Regions from separate parts of the Homo sapiens genome. Here regions 2 and 3 are each linked to region 1. Evidence: chromatin loops called from intact Hi-C (ENCODE). Cell type or tissue: gastrocnemius medialis. All regions are shown on one strand. Each heading gives the region's core, and the rest is flanking DNA. Links, peaks and the distances in the headings are about the cores only. Region 1 overlaps LOC105372836 (a long non-coding RNA gene). Region 2 overlaps SLX9 (SLX9 ribosome biogenesis factor). Region 3 overlaps ADARB1 (adenosine deaminase RNA specific B1).

Region 1 (5,991 bases), core at 333-5,332:
AAAAAAATGCAAGAGTGGAGGAATGTGACTAAGCATGGTGGCTGGGCGGTGGATACATGCAAGTGTCATGTGTATTTCTGTGTACTCGTATATTTTGATATCTTTCATAACAAAGACCTTTCTTTATAAAAGCAATTGAAGAGAAAATGCTCAAAAGGGAAGACCATCAAAAGAGATTAAATATGTGCATGACTGAATATCATGTCAGTTGTAAAGAGAAAAGCCAGTCTGGCTCAGATTTCTTTACAATGACAATGGTACTAGAGGGTCGTGGAGCATCCTAGGAGATCCTTAGTGAAAGACAGTGTGAACACCAGTATTATAACCAGCTAAACTGTCACAGACATGGAAGGCAACTGACAAACATTTCAGACATGCAAAACTCAGTGACATTATTCCTATGGGATAGAGGATAAACTGTAGCCAACTAAGAAATGAATTTTAAAACATTATTGGAAGCACTAGCAGTAAGTTTTGAATCTAACTATAGGACTAAGGCTAGAATAAATGTGTCTGGAAGAATTTATAAGAATGTAAAGTGATAAATTTCTGAGCATAGAGAAATCATAAAGCTAACCACGGTTTGGAGTGAAAGGCAGAAAGTAGGTGGGGAGAAGCTGGGTGCGGTGGCTCACGCCTGTAATCCCAGCACTTTGGGAGGCTGAGGCGAGCAGATTACCTGAGGTCAGGAGTTCAAGACCAGCCTGGCCAACGTGGCGAAACCACAGCTCTATTAAAAAGTACAAAAATTAGCTGGGCGTGGTGGTGGGCACCTGTAATCCCAGCTACTCAGGAGGCTGAGGCAGGAGAATCGCTTGAACCCAGGAGGCAGAGGTTGCAGTGAGCTGAGACCGTGCTACTGCGCTCCAGCCTGGGGAACGAGGGCAAAACTCCATCTCAAAAGGAAAGAAAGTAGGTGGGGAGGAAAAGGGTGCTGACTTCCTCATCTTTACAGCCAGGGCTAAGAGATATTATTTAAAATTGGTGAAGCAAGTTAACTTCACAGTGACAGGTAAGAACTAAGAAGGGTGAGGGTGACTGAGGAGCGGCGGAGGCTGGGTTCCCATATCACTCCCCCAGCTCCGCTCACGATGGGGCTCAGTAAATAGGAGAATAAAACAGCATCAAACTCAGAAAACGATCGTTTAAATTTTGTAACCAAAATAAACATATCCAAAGTTGTTCTCAAAATAGTAGGTATTTGTTTTACACAAAACGTGATGACAGTAAGAAATATTGCCAGTATAGACATCATCCCTTCCAGGCTGGTCTTTTTAATTTTGTATCCAAAAGCTACAGTGGTAAGACAGGGTAGCCAGAAACCATAGCAAAAAGCCACTTCCATTTAGTGATTGCATAATCATATTATCAGAAGAGCTCAGTAAAATAGAATTTTAGAGTTGCTTTTATGTCTTCGTTAAAAATGTTTCTTAGGCCAATGTGAGGTTGAGTGGTCAACTTAAGATTTTTCTGTGGAATACATTTCAACATTTTTTAAGTCCTAAGTCTGAGAAACTGGCTGTCTGCTACACGAAAACCAAGATGCGATGTTCTCAGATCTGGTTGTGGTCTCCAGGCACTCCACTATCTAAAGAAAGTAACCCCCTAAAATATCCCATCTCTAGACCATATATTCATTTGCTGAGAAGTCATTTGCAAGGGAATTTCCATATTCAATAGCCGCAGTTTAAAAACTTATTTGGGGTTTTCCATACTAAACATATATTGGGTGAAAAGTATTATCAACTAATAAAGTAATTATCATGCTTGCAAGCTAAATTTACCACCTTCTGATTAGGATTTCGCATCTAATGTCCTTCAAAGCAACTCAGATGAGGGGGATGCTTTCTTCTTCCTTCGAATCCTCTCCAGTTCTAGATGTTAAGGACCATGAGGCAGATGGTTCCCCTACCTCGCCCCCATCCAGTCCGTTTCTAGGAAGTATCATGACCAACTGGGCAGGATTTGGACACGTTCTGCAGAGAATGCCAGACACCAGCCCATCTGGTGAACATTAGTCTGCAGACTTCTTGGTCAAGGTAATGTTCGCATTGTTTGGGCACAAAATGAAAACACAGCATTTGATTTCACAAGAACTTAGAAAAATAAGCATGGTCAGAGCAAGTTGTACGAGGATCAAAACATTTAAAAAATAGAAAAAACACATTGGAAGAAAAAGAGGAAATTTTGTTTAAAAAAATTAAAAGCCATTCAAAGATACACCATGTCGGCTACAAAAGATCTCTTTGGAAAATAAATCTTTAATTCAACTTTTTTTTTTTACATTATTTACATTAATTTTGGTTGAAAAGAACCACGTAGATCAATACTTTTCAGTCATTTGTGAGTCTAAAGTTATGTTTCTCTGTATGCTCATAAAATAATTATACTACCTACATTTGTCATTGAAAGAAAAGATGGTTGATAAATGCCAGATTTGTGGGTCTCAGAATTTCCTTGTTTCCAGATTTCTAAGGCAGTTAAAGTGACCTGCTGTGTCCATAGGAGAGCACCTCTCGTGAATGTATGCCTTATGTCTTTGCCAAATTCAACCTTTTCTTACTCATTTTTATTCTAGGAAACATTCTCAAGTGTCAAAATAGTCAACTGTTAACTATGAACACAGGTCGATGCTGCTCTCTGCTTTCGACACGTGTCCCTTCTCTTGTTCCTGGGCACGCCTTGATCCATCCAGGCTCTGCTGCAGCTGGGTGGGCCCTGGCTGGGCTCCAGCCAGTGGACCGTGAGCAGGAGGAATGCTCCCCCTGCTTCCAGAGAGGCTCACAGCCTCTCCCCGCCTGGGCCAGGGAGCAGCCCCGGTGACCTCAAATTCACCTGTGAAGGAAGATGGCGAAGGCTCCCTCAGCCTGGGCCCCTTGGTGCCACATGGGGAGAGACTCCCCCCACCCAAACCTCCCATGTCCCAAGCTCCGCTTCACCACCCAGGCCCTGCTTGTCCTGCTCTCACCAAAAATGAACACACTTCTCTTACACTTGGGCCGTGACACATGTTCGTATCTATCTGTCATAACGGTGGCCTCCCTAAACCACTCAGTAAGTTACAGGACTTCCTTTCATTCCTGTATCCTGAAATTTCACTAACATTTCTGCCTTTTCTGTTCACCTCATGATACTCACTTCTGTTTTGTAACCAGAACTACTTTAGAAAGGCCCTTCCCAGACGCGGAATTCTTGTATGGTTTTTGTTCCCAACACCATGTCATTCGAGTTGTTTTCGCAGCAGCGATGGATTTATGTGGCTTTGCTAAGCCTCAGCTCATACTTGCCATGTTTTGTATCCATCTTGGGATCTGGACAAGAATCTGGAAAGGGGGCGTCTGTGCCAGAGTTCCCATCTGACCTACTGCTGTGGTTCCAGAACATTCCGTCCCCAGGATGTCCCAGCCCATGGCAGGTGCTCAGCGGGGGCTTGTGTGACCAGCTCAGACTCCAGTTCGATGTACTCAGAGGCTCCTCCAGTGCAGGAGCTGGCGAGGCCCCCTCCTCAGGGACATTCTGCTTTGCTCTTCAGCAGAGCTCGGCAGGGGACGGGGCGGGAGCCAGGCTGCAGACCCAGCTCCCAGTGGGCAGAGGTCGAGGAAATGGCACACAGACTGCTCACACTGTTTTACACTTTGCTATAGGTTACTCATATTCATTGTAGAAAAATATAAACAAGAAAAATAAGCAAAAAGAAGAAAAAGCCCCTCGTAGAAACATCACACAGGTGATGACTCATGCCTGTACCTACGTGGACAGACCAAACTACGCACGCACGTTGTGCTGTGCACATCTGACCCCGTGACACGCGAGGCACTGTGCACGTTTTTTTCATGTAACAATTATATCATTAGCAGTTCTTAAGGTCAGGAAGTGAAGAGCTGGATCATTTTAATACTGCGTAGAATGCCATGGTTTGAATAAACACGTCATTGAGTAATACTGTAGTGTTGGCCATTTAGGTTGTCCAGATCTCAGCTATTATAAAAAGGCTGTGAATCTATCTGGGGGCGTATCCCTTATTATCTCCACAGGATAAATTTTAAGACATTGCACACATTTTTAAGATTTCTGACAGGCATCGTCAGGGCATCCTGCGGGAGTGAGTGACCGGCCCCACGTCCTCCAGCGTCCCCCACCCCGGGCATAGCTTTCTTTTTAGTATTTGCTAATCCAATAATGAAACATGGCATCTTGTTATCTTTTTAAATTTGCAGTTTTATTTGTGATGTTAATCTCTGGCTCTTGAACCAGTCAAGGTGTTAACCCTTTGTGCGCTGCATATGCCTTTGGTTTGTAGCTTGCTTGTTGTTACTGTTTTGTTTCTGTTGGTTTTTCTTCTTGTTCTGATTCCTTCCTGTACCCTCAGGAATGACGTGAGGGTACCTGGGACTCTGACTGTGACATGCTTTCCACACGCATCTCTGTAAACATTGGGTCCTTACTCTGGACATTGTGTGAGATGAAGCCCCCACGGTAGGGCCGGAGGGAGCACGAGAGCGATCGTCAGAAGCCAAGCCGACTTGGGGGAGACCAGCTACCCTCTGCATGTGAGGGGCAGTGGGCCTGTGGCTCGAGTGTGCCTGCTGGTGCAGCAGGGACAGGCTGGAACCACCAGTGTGGCCCCCGACCGCTGCGTGGCCATGGGAGGGGCACCACCTCTTGGCTCACAGACCTGCTCGCCCATGAGTGCAGCTGTGACCGTGCCAGCCTCCTGGGGTTGCTGAGGATCAAATGAGAACATGCAGGTAGAGTGCTTACAGCAGCGCCTGGCATGCAGTGAGCCCAATTCAAATGCTTCTGTGGTAGAATTTGATCTTAATTTTATAAAGCCCTCTGGTTGTTTCATTACCTACAATCACAGGTTAATAGTTTATAAGTGCTTCTTAAAATTTTCCAAGTCATGGGGTCCAAACAGGCCACACTAGACACAGCTGGCACCTGAGAGCGTCCCTGGGGTTTATGTTCTGAGAAGCCGCTGCTCCCAGGCGAGGCCTGCACCGGGGATTGTGAGTGGAACAGGAGCCGGGCATTCAGAGAGGCCCTGAGGACTTGGCCACCACCAGCCGTGGCAGGAAATGGTTGGCAAGGACAGTGTCCTAAGAAAGGAAAACCTAGAAGGAAAATTGGACCCTCCAGAGACTGCCCATTCGATGAAGAAATGTCCTTCAGACGCCAGCTTGGCCCTGCAGCCAGCACAGGAACAGACCGGAGCCTGAAGCAGCCGCCATGTAACCAGATAGGGCTGTGTCCAGGAACTCCAGTGCAACCGTGGCCCTTGGCTGAGGTAAGCACAGGCATCTTTAAAAGCCATTAGGTTGCACCGGGCACAGTGGCTCACGTCTGTAATCCCAGCACTTTGGGAGGCTGAGGCGGGAGGATCACTTGAGCCTGGGAGTTTGAGACCAGCCTGGGCAACATAGTGAGATCCCATCTCTAAAAAAAAAAAAATAGCTGGGCGTGGTAGCATATGTCTGTAGTCCTAGCTGGTCAGGAGGCTGAGGTGGGAGGATCGCTTGAGCCCAGAAGTTGGAGGCTGCAGTGAACCATGATGGCACCATTGCACTCCAGCCTCGGTGACAGAGCGAGACCCTGTCTCTTAAAAATAAACATGAGCTCCACTCACACAGAGCTGGCAGGAATGAGTTCTGCTTTCATCAGGGTCCTCAGGGGACCCTCAATTGAATTCAGGTCCTCAACTGGATGTGGCCCACCACAACGGGGAGGGTCATCTTGCTTTCCTCAGTCTGCCAATTTGAATGCTAATCTCTTCCAAAAACACCCTCACGGAAATACCCAAAGTGATGTTTGACCAAATATCTAGGCACCCTCTGGCCCTGTCCAGGTGATACATGAAAGTAACCATCACAACACCGAGCCACCTACAGGACTCCTCCACCTCGCTGGCTAACAGGCACCCCCAACGTAGTCAGAAACAGACATCCGCTCTCCCTCCCAAGCTCATCAGAGGACAGGACAGACCTGCTGGCC
Region 2 (5,991 bases), core at 184-5,183, 97 kb before region 1:
ACAGCGGAGACTTGGGAAGTCCCAGCTCCTCATCAGACAGTACAGACTCTGGGGTTACAGGGTTGTCTTCAGGGATTTTTTTTTTTTTTAAGATAACTGGAAAATGGCAGAAAATGAGCCTTGCCCCACCCTGCCTGTGTCTCTGGGCTTGAGTCCCAGGTGCCTGCCTGAAAACAGAATGAGCTCATTTTCTGCTATTTTCCAGTATCTCAAAAAAAAAAAATCCCTTTTTTAAGACCTTTTTTTACAGTTGTGAAGTCAAGGGTATGACAGGAAACCATGCAGAATGTACTTGTTGCTTATATCTACTCCCAAGTTAAAATAAGAACAAACTGACGGGGAGGTTACATGGAGATGGCTCTGTGGAAGCGAGGCTTGGGGTCAGATGGCCTCGGCTTGGCCGCAGCTCCCTGTGCGTCACCTGCCTTGGCTGCGTGGTGCGGCGGCTGGGAGTGGTGCGCCTTCTTACCTGCGCTCCTGCAGAGAGTGTGGCCGTGCCAGCCGGTATGTTGGGAGCCCAATGACTTGTTTCTTAAGCCAGGCATCCTTGTGAGCCACATGTTGTTGAGACGCTAGACCAGGGGTCGGAGGTGTGGCCTATGCCAGTCCGGCTGGGAGCGTGGCCCTGTTGGTGGCGCTTCTCAGGCCCATGGTCACGCAGTCACATGGTGCCATGCTGAGGCATTTGACTTGGACCAGACATAGTGCTGTTTCCTCCCATCTTAGTGGGAGTCAGGAGCCAGCCAGGGCCTCTGGGGTTCTAGCCTCCTGCACCTCCTTGCCGGCGTCCTCAGGGTTTCTGCGATCAGCTCCTTCATCTGCGAAAGGGGGGTGTCGGGGGGCTGCTGTAGAACTGCTGTGGGTTTATCCTCATAGAACTTTGAGCACAGAGACTGGCCCAGGCGGGTGTGGGCTGCACCTGTGCCTGAGGATCACGGTGACTCCACCTGGTCCCTGTCCTGGAGCACGTGGCGGCGACTGGGTACACGTGTCGTGGGCACAGTGCAGCAGGCTAAGCCTTCATCGGATTAAAGTCGCCGGTTTGATTTAAAGGCCTTAAAAATGGTTTAAACACACAGCAGCAGCAGAACACACAGGAGAAGATTCCTCTGGGCTTGGCCAGCCTCTTCTGTGCCTGTGTCTCATGGCCTGGCTCCTGTTCACTCAGGTTGAGATGAAACCGTGGCTGCTGCCATACTGGGCGCAGAGGAGGCTCCCATCTCCTGGTGGCGCTGAAGCCCACAGCCATCCAAGGGACCAACATCTTGCAGCATCGCGCAGGGAGGTAGGAGAGAGGCAGGGAAAGTGGGCATGGATGGCCCTGGCTTGCTGCACAGCCTGGGAGGAAGCAGGGGGACAGGCTGTGGATGTGGCCCTTGCCGGTCCTGTTCAAGTCCCAGCTCTACCATCTGGATCCAGGGGCTGAGTCCTCAGCGCACGGGGCGAACGGCCGCGTCTTTGCCCACCGTGCCTCACTCACTGTCATGCCTGTGGCTGAGACTTGAAGGTTAGGGATCAACTTTTACCTAAAATTACTTCTGTAGAAAATAACATTTCATGATTGAGAAAGCAGCGCGTATGCACACATTGCAGAATAGACAAATACGCAACATTGGGAGATAAAAGCCAGGCCCTGCCCCCGGAGCCGCCCGAGCGCGCTGTGTGGGCACCATCTCTCACTGCCCGAGGGCACTGTGTGGGCACCATCTCTCGCCTACAGGTGTTCTCGCCCAGGCCTGCTGCACGTGCCAATCACTAACCGGGGCGGGGCATCTCAGGAAAGGCCCTTAGCTAGCAGTGTCTTCAGGAGCCCTTGCTGCTCTTTGTCCGAGCAGGGTTCGCCCGTCGTGTGTGGGTTTATCCTCATAGAACTTTGAGCACAGAGACTGGCCCAGGCGGGTGTGGGCTGCACCTGTGCCTGAGGATCACGGTGACTCCACCTGGTCCCTGTCCTGGAGCACGTGGCGGCGACTGGGTACACGTGTCGTGGGCACAGTGCAGCAGGCTAAGCCTTCATCGGATTAAAGTCGCCGGTTTGATTTAAAGGCCTTAAAAATGGTTTAAACACACAGCAGCAGCAGAACACACAGGAGAAGATTCCTCTGGGCTTGGCCAGCCTCTTCTGTGCCTGTGTCTCATGGCCTGGCTCCTGTTCACTCAGGTTCACTCAGGCCTTTGTGGGCCGTGCAAGTCTGGATCTCACCGGCTTGCCGAGGTCCCTGGGCCGCTGTCTTGGGCTTGCGCTGCTCGCCCCCGGGAAGCTCAGCCACTGCCTTTTTCTATTTGCCAGACAGCAATCGGCAGCTTCCCTGGCCACTCAGGGAGTGACTCCTCCTCATCAGAGCTGTCTGCTGTCAGGGCTGATGTTTAAGTTGTTTCTGGAACTTTCACATCAGAGTGTGTGGCCTGATCACCTTGGGCCTGGCCTGGGGATTCCCGGGGCCGCCTTCCATCACCAGAAGGTTGGCCCCAGGGCCCTCCTTCTCCCCTGCAGGTCTGGCCCCAGCTGCTTCAGGACCGCCCTCCCATGGGGGATGCTGTGCCCAGCAGAGGTCTTTTGGCCGAGTGGACAGTTGGGGTTATGTGGCCCCACGCCCAGCAGAGGTCTTTTGGCTGGGTGGACAGTTGGGGTTGTGTGGCCCCACGGGACCCTCCCTCGTTTGGGGTGCTGCTATGTGGGTGTCCGTGTCATGTGCTCCGGGCGCCCCCCTGCCTAGGAGACGGCGGGGCAGTGTCTGAGCATGTGGGTTGCTATTTCTGAACCTGGCACTTGGAGCTCGGTGGCTGGAGCTATTTAAGGTTCTTGACATGTTCGGTTGGTGGGGCCTGGCTGGCAGCATCCTGCTGAGGCCATCTGCACGTCACTGTCCTCATCGACAGCTGGGGTGGGAGGGCAGCTGAGTGTTTTCAAATGGAAACTTAGGGGTGAGCAGGGAAGGGCTGGGGCCCCAGGTGCCACTGTATTCTGGGTGTGGCACTCATTCTGACTTGCAGGTGCCATCCTGAGACTAGGAGGTCCCCAGGGCCCTGCCTCTGGCAGCCTCCCCCTTGGCATCCCACCTGGTGTGTTTTCCAGACCCCGCCTGGCAAGGCCCAGGCCGAGCCTGTGCAGCAGGCTCTCCTCATTCACTCCTCAGACACTACTCCTCATGGGAGGTGGCAGCGAGTGCCCCCCGGCTACAGGGCTATCCCTTCCTCTGTGGGCGCGTGGCCGGCCTGTCATGTTCAGGGGCCCTGGGCACTGTGGTTTTCTGATGTGTGCTTGTCTGAGGTGTAGGCAGGTCGTGGAGGCTGTCTTGCGAGGTTCCCTAGGTGGGGCCCCCAGACTAGCTGAACCCACCAAGAGCTGCGAGTGGCTGTACCTCCCAGAGCAGGACGCCTCTAGGTGAGCAGCACAGCCACTCCCTCGGGCACCATCCCCGGCGGTGGGGCCCTGCGTCCGGGCCTCGGGAGCCTGTCCTGCACCATCCCCGGCGGTGGGGCCCTGCATCCGGGCCTCGGGAGCCTGTCCTGCACCATCCCCGGCGGTGGGGCCCTGCATCCGGGCCTCGGGAGCCTGTCCTGTGTTGACTTAGGACTGAAGCAGTTCTCTGGGGCTTCTTCCTTTCCAGGTGGGATGGGGTAGTTTGGGCAGATGCTGAGGACACAGGCCAGGTGTGGCTCAGGAGGCCAGGAGTGCCCTCTGGCCCCGCAGCCTGGGTTCCTCAGTGCAGTAGCGTGACCTTGGCGCTCTGCATTCAGCGTCCCTGGGTCGTGCCACCCCCCGGGGAGCTCTTGGCCATGACTGCTCTTCCCTGCGGTGCTGCTGGTACTTTCCTCGCTGCAAACCTCGGCCGCACCCCAAGGCCTTGCTGAAGCCCTCAGTCCCAGTAGCTGTTGATCCTTTGGCATTTTCTGCATCATGACCATGCCATGTATGGGGACGGCGGTGGTTCTGTCTCTTGCTTCTCCATTCTTAGGCCTTTGACGTGTTTCTCTTGCCTTGTTACCCTGGCTGGGAGCTCACAGGACAGCAAGAAGCCACGCTGCTCCCGGGGCACATGCTACATCCACCATTGGCTGCACTGCCCTTGGGGTTCTGGAGGGTCCTTGTGGGGTGAGCTAACACTGGGGGTGGGTGTGGAGTGTGCCAGGAGCCTGCTGCTGTGTCTGTGGAGAGAATCCTGTGGGGTTTGGAGTCCACGTTTCTTGTTTGTATCAGCTCCATGACACTTGCAAGGCCAGATCCCGTGGACTCTGCGTCTTCTGGCCGGTGGGTTGCTGAGGGGAGCAGAGGGGCCGAGCGTTGTGTGGGTGCCGTGCACAGGCTGTCTCCAGTGCTCCTGGGTACCCTTCTCTCAGGGGCCCCGTCTCCCAGGCCACCTTCTCTCGGGAGGAATGTCGAACCCCTGGCTGGGGTGGATGGTGTTGGCTGGAGGGTGGGGGCTGCCCGATGCAGCACTTTGGGAGCTCCGGCCGTCGGCAGGTTTGTCTGTGGTTTTGAATGTCCACCCTCAGGTCCTGGGAGAAGGGAGTCGAGGTGAGCCGTTTGCCTTTCCTCAGGACTGCGGAGGTGGGCACAGGGCCCAGTGGTGGAAACGTCCTCCGGCCCTGCAGCCTGGGCTCCTCAGCACAGTAGCGTCACCTTGGTGCTCTGCGTCTCAGTGTCCCTGGGTAGTGCCACCCCCCAGGCGCTCTTGGCTGTGACTGCTCTTCTCTGCGGTGCTGCTGGTACTTTCCTCGCCACAAACCTCGGCGGGGGGTGTCTGCCGATGCGGACCCTGGATGGCGGTGCCTGGTTTGTTCCAGTTTTGTTCCAGGACACTGTCTTTGACCAGGACAATTTGTTACCAATTTTTAAAAAGGTCTTTGGGTTTTTCTTTAAAATGGACACCTAATGACAAACATGTAGTATAAAGAAGGAAGAGGCCGGGGACGGTGGCTCACACCTGCAGTCCCAGCACTTTGGGAGGCAGAGGCAGGTGGATCACTTGAGGTCAGGAGTTTGAGACCAGGCTGGCCAACATCATGAAAGACCCCGTCTCTACTAAAAATACAAAAATTAGCTGGGTGTGGTGGTGTGTGCCTGTAATTCCAGCTGCTCCGGAGGCTGAGGCAGGAGAATGGCTTGAACCCAGAAGGCAGAGATTGCAAGATCGTGCCACTGCGCTCCAGCCTGGGCGACAGAGTGGGACTTTGTCTCAAAAAAAAAAAAAAAGAAGTAAGAAAGCTTGGAAAACAGAGAGAGACAGGGGCCCTCCCGCTTCCCCACTCCTAGTCCCCTGTGCTCCTGCCGCTTCTCCCCGCTGCCGCGGTGCTGGGCACGTGCACCACCCCCTCACATGCTCGCCCACCAGCGCTCCGAGGGAAAGCTGTGCTTTCTCCAGCTTATTCCTGCAGCACTGCCTCTACGTGAAGTTGTGCAAAGTGGCACATGATAGATACCATGAAAAACTCAATGCCAACTACCGTTAAGTGACAGCCTCCCCACTGCAGACTTGGTCTGTCTGCTCCTTTCTTTTTTTTTGTGAGTCAGTGTCTTGCTCTGTCACCCAGGCTGGAGTGCAGTGGTACAATCTGGCCTCACTGCAGCTTCGACCTCCTGGGCTCACGCAATCTTCCCTCCCACTTTGGCCTCCTGAGCAGCTGGGACCACAGGCACGTGCTGCTGCTCCCGGCCCCCTCTTTTCTTTACAAGTGTGTGTCTGCCCCTGCTGCTTCCCTGGGCTGCGTTCTAAGGCAGCCTTACATCACGGCTGCTGAAGTTTTGTTGTCCGATGCACCCAGCTCTATAGGGAGTGTGGGCCATCCTTGAAAACGGAGTAAAGACATTTGTAGATCAAACCACAGCAGTGGAGTTGCTGATCCAGTCTGATGAACGTCTGATACTTCACAGGCGTTACCAGGTTGCCTACTGCAGACACCGCCGGGAGCAGCACCCAAGTCGGCCTCCGCCTGCGGCCTGTACCTTTGGAGGATATGGACGAGGTGTCTGCTGATGCGGACGCCAGC
Region 3 (5,991 bases), core at 311-5,310, 86 kb after region 1:
CTGGGTGGCGGCTCATCTGTCAAGTTTTCACAGTCATGTGCTTCTGGGCGCAAAGCCCTGGTGAGCCTGGCTCGTTTCCCTGGTGGAATCGGACAGTTGTCGAAGGGGTGTCAGCCTCTGTTCAGAAGCCTGAGCCCCTGATTCTGTTCCTTGAAGTGTCAGGAGTTAAGGTGCCTGTATTGAGCAGGGGCTGCCGTTGCTTCTGACTGAGGGTCCTCTTCAGGCCCACTGGCTCTTGGCAGAGCTCAGTTCCTTGTGACCATAGGCCTGTGGCGCTTGGCTCCTGGAGACTGCCCATAGCCCCTGCCCTGTGGCCCTCTTCCCAGCATGGCAGTTTGCCTCTCAAGGCGTATAGGCAGGGTCTCCCCTCTTCCTTTCCTCTCTGACTTCTCTCATCCTTCAGGGGTTTACCTGATCAGGCCAGGCCCACCCAGGAAAATCTCCCTTTTGATGAACTCAGTCAGCTGATGAGATGCCTTAATTGCATCTGTAAAATCCCTTCACCTTTGCCTTATGTAACACTATATCCCATCATGTTCACAGTTCCTCCCGCCTGCAAGGCAGGGGAGTGTACAAGGTGTGTACCCCAGGGGCAGGATGCTAACACTGCACTGACTGAGAAAAGAATTTGTCTTACCTGTACCTGACAGGTGTGTACCTGAAAGAGGTGTGTGCCCGACGGTGTGTGCGACCGATGGGTGTATGCTCGACAGTGGTGTGTGCGCCCACCGGGTGTGTGCCCGACGGTGTGTGCGCCCGATGGGTGTGTGTGCCCGACAGTGGTGTGTGCGCCCGATGGGTGTGTGTGCCCGACAGTGGTGTGTGCGCCCGCCGGGTGTGCGCCCGACGGGGGTGTGTGCCCGACAGTGGTGTGTGCGCCCGACGGGGGTGTGTGCCCGACAGTGGTGTGTGCGCCCGACGGGGGTGTGTGCCCGACAGTGGTGTGTGCGCCCGACGGGGGTGTGTGCCCGACTGGTGTGTGCGCCCGACGGGTGTGTGTGCCCGACAGTGGTGTGTGCGCCCGATGGGTGTGTGTGCCCGACAGTGGTGTGTGCGCCCGCCGGGTGTGTGCCCGACAGTGGTGTGTGCCCGACAGTGGTGTGTGCGCCCGACGGGGGTGTGTGCCCGACAGTGGTGTGTGCGCCCGCTGGGTGTGTGCCCAACAGTGGTGTGTGCGCCCGATGGGTGTGTGTGCCCGACAGTGGTGTGTGCGCCCGCCGGGTGTGTGCCCGACAGTGGTGTGTGCCCGACAGTGGTGTGTGCACCCGACGGGGGTGTGTGCCCGACAGTGGTGTGTGCGCCCGCCGGGTGTGTGCCCGACAGTGGTGTGTGCGCCCGACGGGGGTGTGTGCCCGACAGTGGTGTGTGCGCCCGATGGGTGTGTGTGCCCGACAGTGGTGTGTGCGCCCGACGGGTGTGTGCGCCTGACAGGAGTGTGTCTGACATGGGTGTGTGAGCGCCCGGCAGGGGTACGTACACTCGGGGTGTGTGTGCCTGACGTGTGTGTGTGTCTGACATGGGTGTGTGCACCTGGCAGAGGTGTGTGCGCCCAGCAGAGGCATATGCCTGACAGAGGCGTGGCTTAGTGTTCAGGGTCCATAGTACATGAAGAATCCTACAGATCCCTATGGACAAGGCAGTACAGTAGAATTTGGGGCAAAAGACTTGCACAGATTTTTTTTTTTTTTTTTTACACAAGATGAAATTGAAATGGCCAATGAGCACACCCTCATTCATCCAGCGAGCATTGAGGACCCCCTAGAGGCCAGGCCCATGAGTGATGAAGATCCCGAGGATGAAGACGCCTTGCCAGCCAGGTCAGTGGGTGATGGCATTTGTGGTCAGGGGCACCCAGCACCACACCCCTGGCTGCCGTTGACAGCTGGGTGAGTCCCCTGCTGCCTGGGCAGAGCCACCTCTGCAGATGCCCAGGTGGGTCTCCTGGGGCAGGGACTGGCAGGCTGTAGCCTGTGAGCAGATTCTGGGACCTGAAAGCTAAGGATGGTTTTTACATTTTTAAGGAGTTATAAAACAAACAGAAAAGGAAGAATCTGCAACAGAGACCATAAGTGGTCTGCAAAGCCAAAGGTTTATAGAAATGGGCAGACCTGCTCTAAGGGGCCTGCTTGCTGATGGGGCCTTGTCTGGATTGCCAGTTCTACTAATTCTGGAATTGGAAGTTCTCATGGAGGACTGTGTGCTGGGTAGGATTTCCAGATCCCAAGATGCTTTGGCTGCATTCAAACCCACAGGGCAGAGAGAGCCCTCCGCCCTGTTCCTTGGCAGAGGCCTCCACACTCCGTGTGCTGACCGGCCTGCCAGAATGACAACAACTGTCAGCTGTCTGCATCCTCCTGGCACCCCTTAGTGTGGCTGCATACTGAGGGGAGTTAAAACCATAAACAGGTGGAGAATATCTCCTTCCAGGGAATCTCAGAGGACTCAGTGATTTAAGAGGAAAAGACCAAACTGCTGCTTTCAGCAGGACCACTGTGTGCTGCCTGCCTGTCAGTGCATACAGATACGGGGTCCTGAGTTGGTGACCTCAAAACCGTGAGCGGTAGATAGACAGAGTAGCCCCTAATGAAGCAGAAAGACTAGAAGAGACAGGACCTAATTTAGGTCGAAAAGCAAAGTGAGGCCTCAGAAGATGAAGGCAGAGTGCGAGAAAGGCTTTCTGGAACTGACAAGTCTGCCATCCACATTTCGAAATGTATTAGAAAAATTGGAAAAAAAACATATGAAGTGTAGAATGTCAGCAGAAAGGTGTGGCCACAGTCAAGAGGGCCCTCTGTGGGTCCTGTGGTCCTGGACTGCAGGTGGGCCCAGTGGAGACTGTGCTGCCCCTCACCCTCCCCGGTGGGTCCTCTGTGATGGGGGTGGGTGAAGCTGAGTGCTGTCCTGAAAATCTGACCATGCACAGCCCCTTTCCAAAGACCCTTCTAATTTTAGAGGCCGCCAGCAGCCACGGGACTAGGCAGCATCAGAGCAGGGACACAATGTGAGTCATATGCGCCTGTGTTCATCCTGTGGTGTCCCTGGGCCCATGGGGGTGGGAGGGATCAGAGGGATCGGAGGGAGGGGAGTAAAACCAGGGGAAGGAGTGGAGGACCACGAACTCCCTCCCCTTCTTGGTGGCCAGCTGCTGTGAGGACTCGCTCTCTTAGGACAGGTCCACTGTCTCTGAGCTCTGGTTCTGGCCTCCTGTCAGGTGCCCTCGTGCGGGAATGAGTGAGGGACAGCAGGGCAGGCTTTCCAGGCTTCCAGCAAGCTCTACATGATGGGTGGGGAGACCCTGCTCTTAAAAACATGTGGACCCTTAGCATTCTTCTTCCTCAGACCTGGGGCCTCAGCCTAAGCTGAGATGACAGGGAAGAACTACAGATACACCAGATTTAGGGAAAATAACGTCAAGTGGTGCAGACAAGTGGAACTGCTGCTTGTGAAGTGGGCTGTGGAGTCGTGATGTTTGCTACGCCCGGCACCATGTTTCAGAACCTGTAGCAGCGCTCAAGAGAGAATCATTCCTTTAACAACAAACATGTACTGAGCCCCTGTGGGGAGGCACTGACCGAGGCCTGGGGACAAATGTGGGGACAGACCAGTCCTGTGGGGACAGCTGGCGGGGGTAGAAAACAGTAGAGCTGCCCCACCAGCCAGCGGCTGCTGGGAGAGCAGGGGTGTCCCCGCACCCAGAGGAGGCACCCTGCCGCTCTCCCCCAGGTTGCTTGGTGTGTGCGCTGCAGGGAGAATCCCGCCCCCAGCTGGTGTCCACAGGGGCCAGGGACACTGGTAGGTAGGTGTGGAACAAGGGAGTTTGTGACTTGGGATTGTTTTCTACTTAAAAAATAATCTGAGTAAAGCTTGGTTTAAACAGCATCAAGTTAAAAAAATTCCTAAGAAGTGGTTGGATTCCCAGTTTATATGTGGCTTTAAGGTTCTGAAGAAGTACACAATTAACCACAGAAGTATGACTTGAATAGATAAGAATTTAACAAAATACACACTGTTGGGTGTAAAATCATAAATATCTGAAGTTCTTAGAAATTGGTAATTTTCTTTTAGCTTTGCTGTGCTCTGAGCATGACTAAACTAAAAGTAATGAATCCAGACCTTGAAGACTGGTGTGTGTGTAAAAGGCAAGAAGTGAGAAGATTCACGTGTAGATCCAGGACAATCTGAATTTACTTCTGTTCAGTAGTTCCCAAAGGCTTTTTCTACATGGAGGGACTCGGAGTGACACAGCAGCTCCCTCTTGTGGGCAGATTCCCCTGTGTAAGGTGCTGGAGGCTGAGGTTCCAGCCTGCAGCCGCTTGTGATCCTGATATGTCGAGAGTTCTGGAAGACTGATGACTGCTGACCCCCTTCTTAACCTACGCCATCGCCATGCTGGTGGTGGGGATGGGGCTCTTGGCCATTCCTGCCCCTTGGCTGCCCTTCCTTGGTCTGAGGGTACGTGGGTGGCCCTTCGGGTGTGCCAGGAGCTTTGTGCTTTAGTGACCAACAGTCCCCTGATGTGTGAAGGCCCATCAATCCGATTTAAAATAAAACATTTGAAGTCTCTTCAGAGGACGGTGTGAGGATGTCTGCGTTCAGTGATGGAGCTTGGCCTCTGCCTTGCCCCTGATTGAGGCTCTGAGGGTTCAGATACAGTCTCTGCCCACTGCATGTGAACAGCCTGGTGGGTGTGGAGGGGAGGAAGCCTGTGATGATGGTGGCACTGTGAGGAAAGTGGGGATGGAAGGAGGTGTGCCCAGGAGGCAGGGCAGGAGAGTTCATGGATGTAGGGTTGCAGCAAGTCTGGAAAGCTGGGTTTGTTTTCCAGGGAGATGGCATGGGAGGTGGGCACCCCAGGCAGGAGGGGCTCTGGATATGACTCCAGAAGCCTGGTGGGCTGGAGGGGAGGGAGAGGCTGGGCCTGCTGGGGGCAGGAAAAGGGCAGACCTGTGCTTAATTTCAATTTCTATGGGAGTGATGCCCTCAAACTTAGAAGGGCTTTTGATGAGAAGCGATAGAGTATAGCTCTTGCCCTCCTCAGTGGCATCACTGATTTTTTAAAATGCATTTTAGATATTTGTATTTCTATATTAATTAGTATTAGGATTGGCTATAAGTGACAGAGATGCAACATAATAGGAGCTTAACCAAGAGAAAGGGCTGCATCCTGCACTTGCTATTGTTTGATTTATGAACTTTAGACATTAACTGTGCACTGTTAGTTCACATGGAGGAGGATTTAGCTCCGTGACGTTTCTCCAACCTTCTTTTCCTGTATCATTTAGGATTGATTCTGGGTGAAGGTCACAGCATGACTCACAGTATCTTACACACCTTGGATGTATATACGCACTTCTTATGTCGTAAGTAATCCAGAGGGAGGAGTTTGCTAGAGCTAGTCCAGAGTTCAGCCATCTTAGGGCTCTGGGTGAGTATCGCTGCAGTACAGCAGCAGCAGCTTTAGACACCACTTCTGTGTTTAAGGCAGGAACAACTGAGAAGGAGCAGGCCGTGGAGCTCTTGTCTATTCCTTTTGTCAGAGACATTGTGGAAGCCCTCAGCATATTTTCACCTGTCTTTCACCAGAACTGTGTCTTTCTCCTTGGCAAGAAGTGTGTTTTGTGGCCAGCTTTAGTCACAAAAGAGACAGAAAATGAGCCTTTCATTTTTGTGGCACCCTTGGTAGAGGGGTAGGGGAAAGGGCTTCAGGACGAGCACTGGATCAGCTTACCAAGCCTGAAACCACGCCCCCTGCTGGTCATCCTAGAGACTGAGTGGCCCATGTGCTCGTGGCCTGTGGGCCCTGGGCGGCCTCTCAGTTTCCTGCATGGAAGGCAGCAGAAGCACTTATCTGGCCCTCAGCTCCTCGGTGGTGTCAGTTTGTCTGACCTCTGTCAGTTTGTTGTCTTCTTTTTTTTTTTTTTTTAAGACAGAGTCTCGCTCTGTTGCCTAGGCTGGAGTGCAGTGGCACAATCTTGGCTCACTGCAAGCTCC

The links. A loop is a pair of places that touch in the nucleus more often than their neighbours do. Peaks named below come from ENCODE experiments on the same cell type or tissue, not always from the same donor. Only the 100,000 strongest peaks of a DNase experiment are listed, where the experiment ranks them.
Region 2: a loop joins it to region 1, with 6 times the contacts of the local background. A loop is called at or near these places in 9 of 110 quality-filtered maps.
Region 3: a loop joins it to region 1, with 5 times the contacts of the local background. A loop is called at or near these places in 5 of 110 quality-filtered maps.

What each region holds. Positions count from the first base shown.
Region 1 is chr21:45,047,165-45,053,155 of GRCh38, forward strand. LOC105372836 (a long non-coding RNA gene) reads right to left here. Exons shown (of 5, transcript XR_937796.3): 5 at 2,242-5,991. Among named protein-coding and RNA genes, the nearest start is that of ADARB1, 24 kb to the right of the region's middle. RefSeq lists enhancers at 2,921-4,120, 4,056-4,689, 4,690-5,321. In gastrocnemius medialis, for the core only: no CTCF peak of the experiment used is centred there; DNase peaks (open chromatin) are centred at 2,687, 3,407, 3,787, 5,167 and 4 weaker places; H3K4me3 peaks cover 1,399 bases; H3K27ac peaks cover 3,920 bases.
Region 2 is chr21:44,950,026-44,956,016 of GRCh38, forward strand. The region is part of intron 2 of SLX9 (SLX9 ribosome biogenesis factor); the gene reads left to right. Among named protein-coding and RNA genes, the nearest start is that of SLX9, 13 kb to the left of the region's middle. RefSeq lists enhancers at 1-554, 2,046-2,996. In gastrocnemius medialis, for the core only: no CTCF peak of the experiment used is centred there; a DNase peak (open chromatin) is centred at 2,816; H3K27ac peaks cover 2,765 bases.
Region 3 is chr21:45,133,016-45,139,006 of GRCh38, forward strand. The region is part of intron 2 of ADARB1 (adenosine deaminase RNA specific B1); the gene reads left to right. Among named protein-coding and RNA genes, the nearest start is that of ADARB1, 61 kb to the left of the region's middle. RefSeq lists enhancers at 498-998, 999-1,499, 5,659-5,953. In gastrocnemius medialis, for the core only: CTCF peaks have their summits at 4,255 (motif pointing left) and 4,454; DNase peaks (open chromatin) are centred at 2,306, 3,006, 3,679 and 4,266; H3K27ac peaks cover 3,130 bases.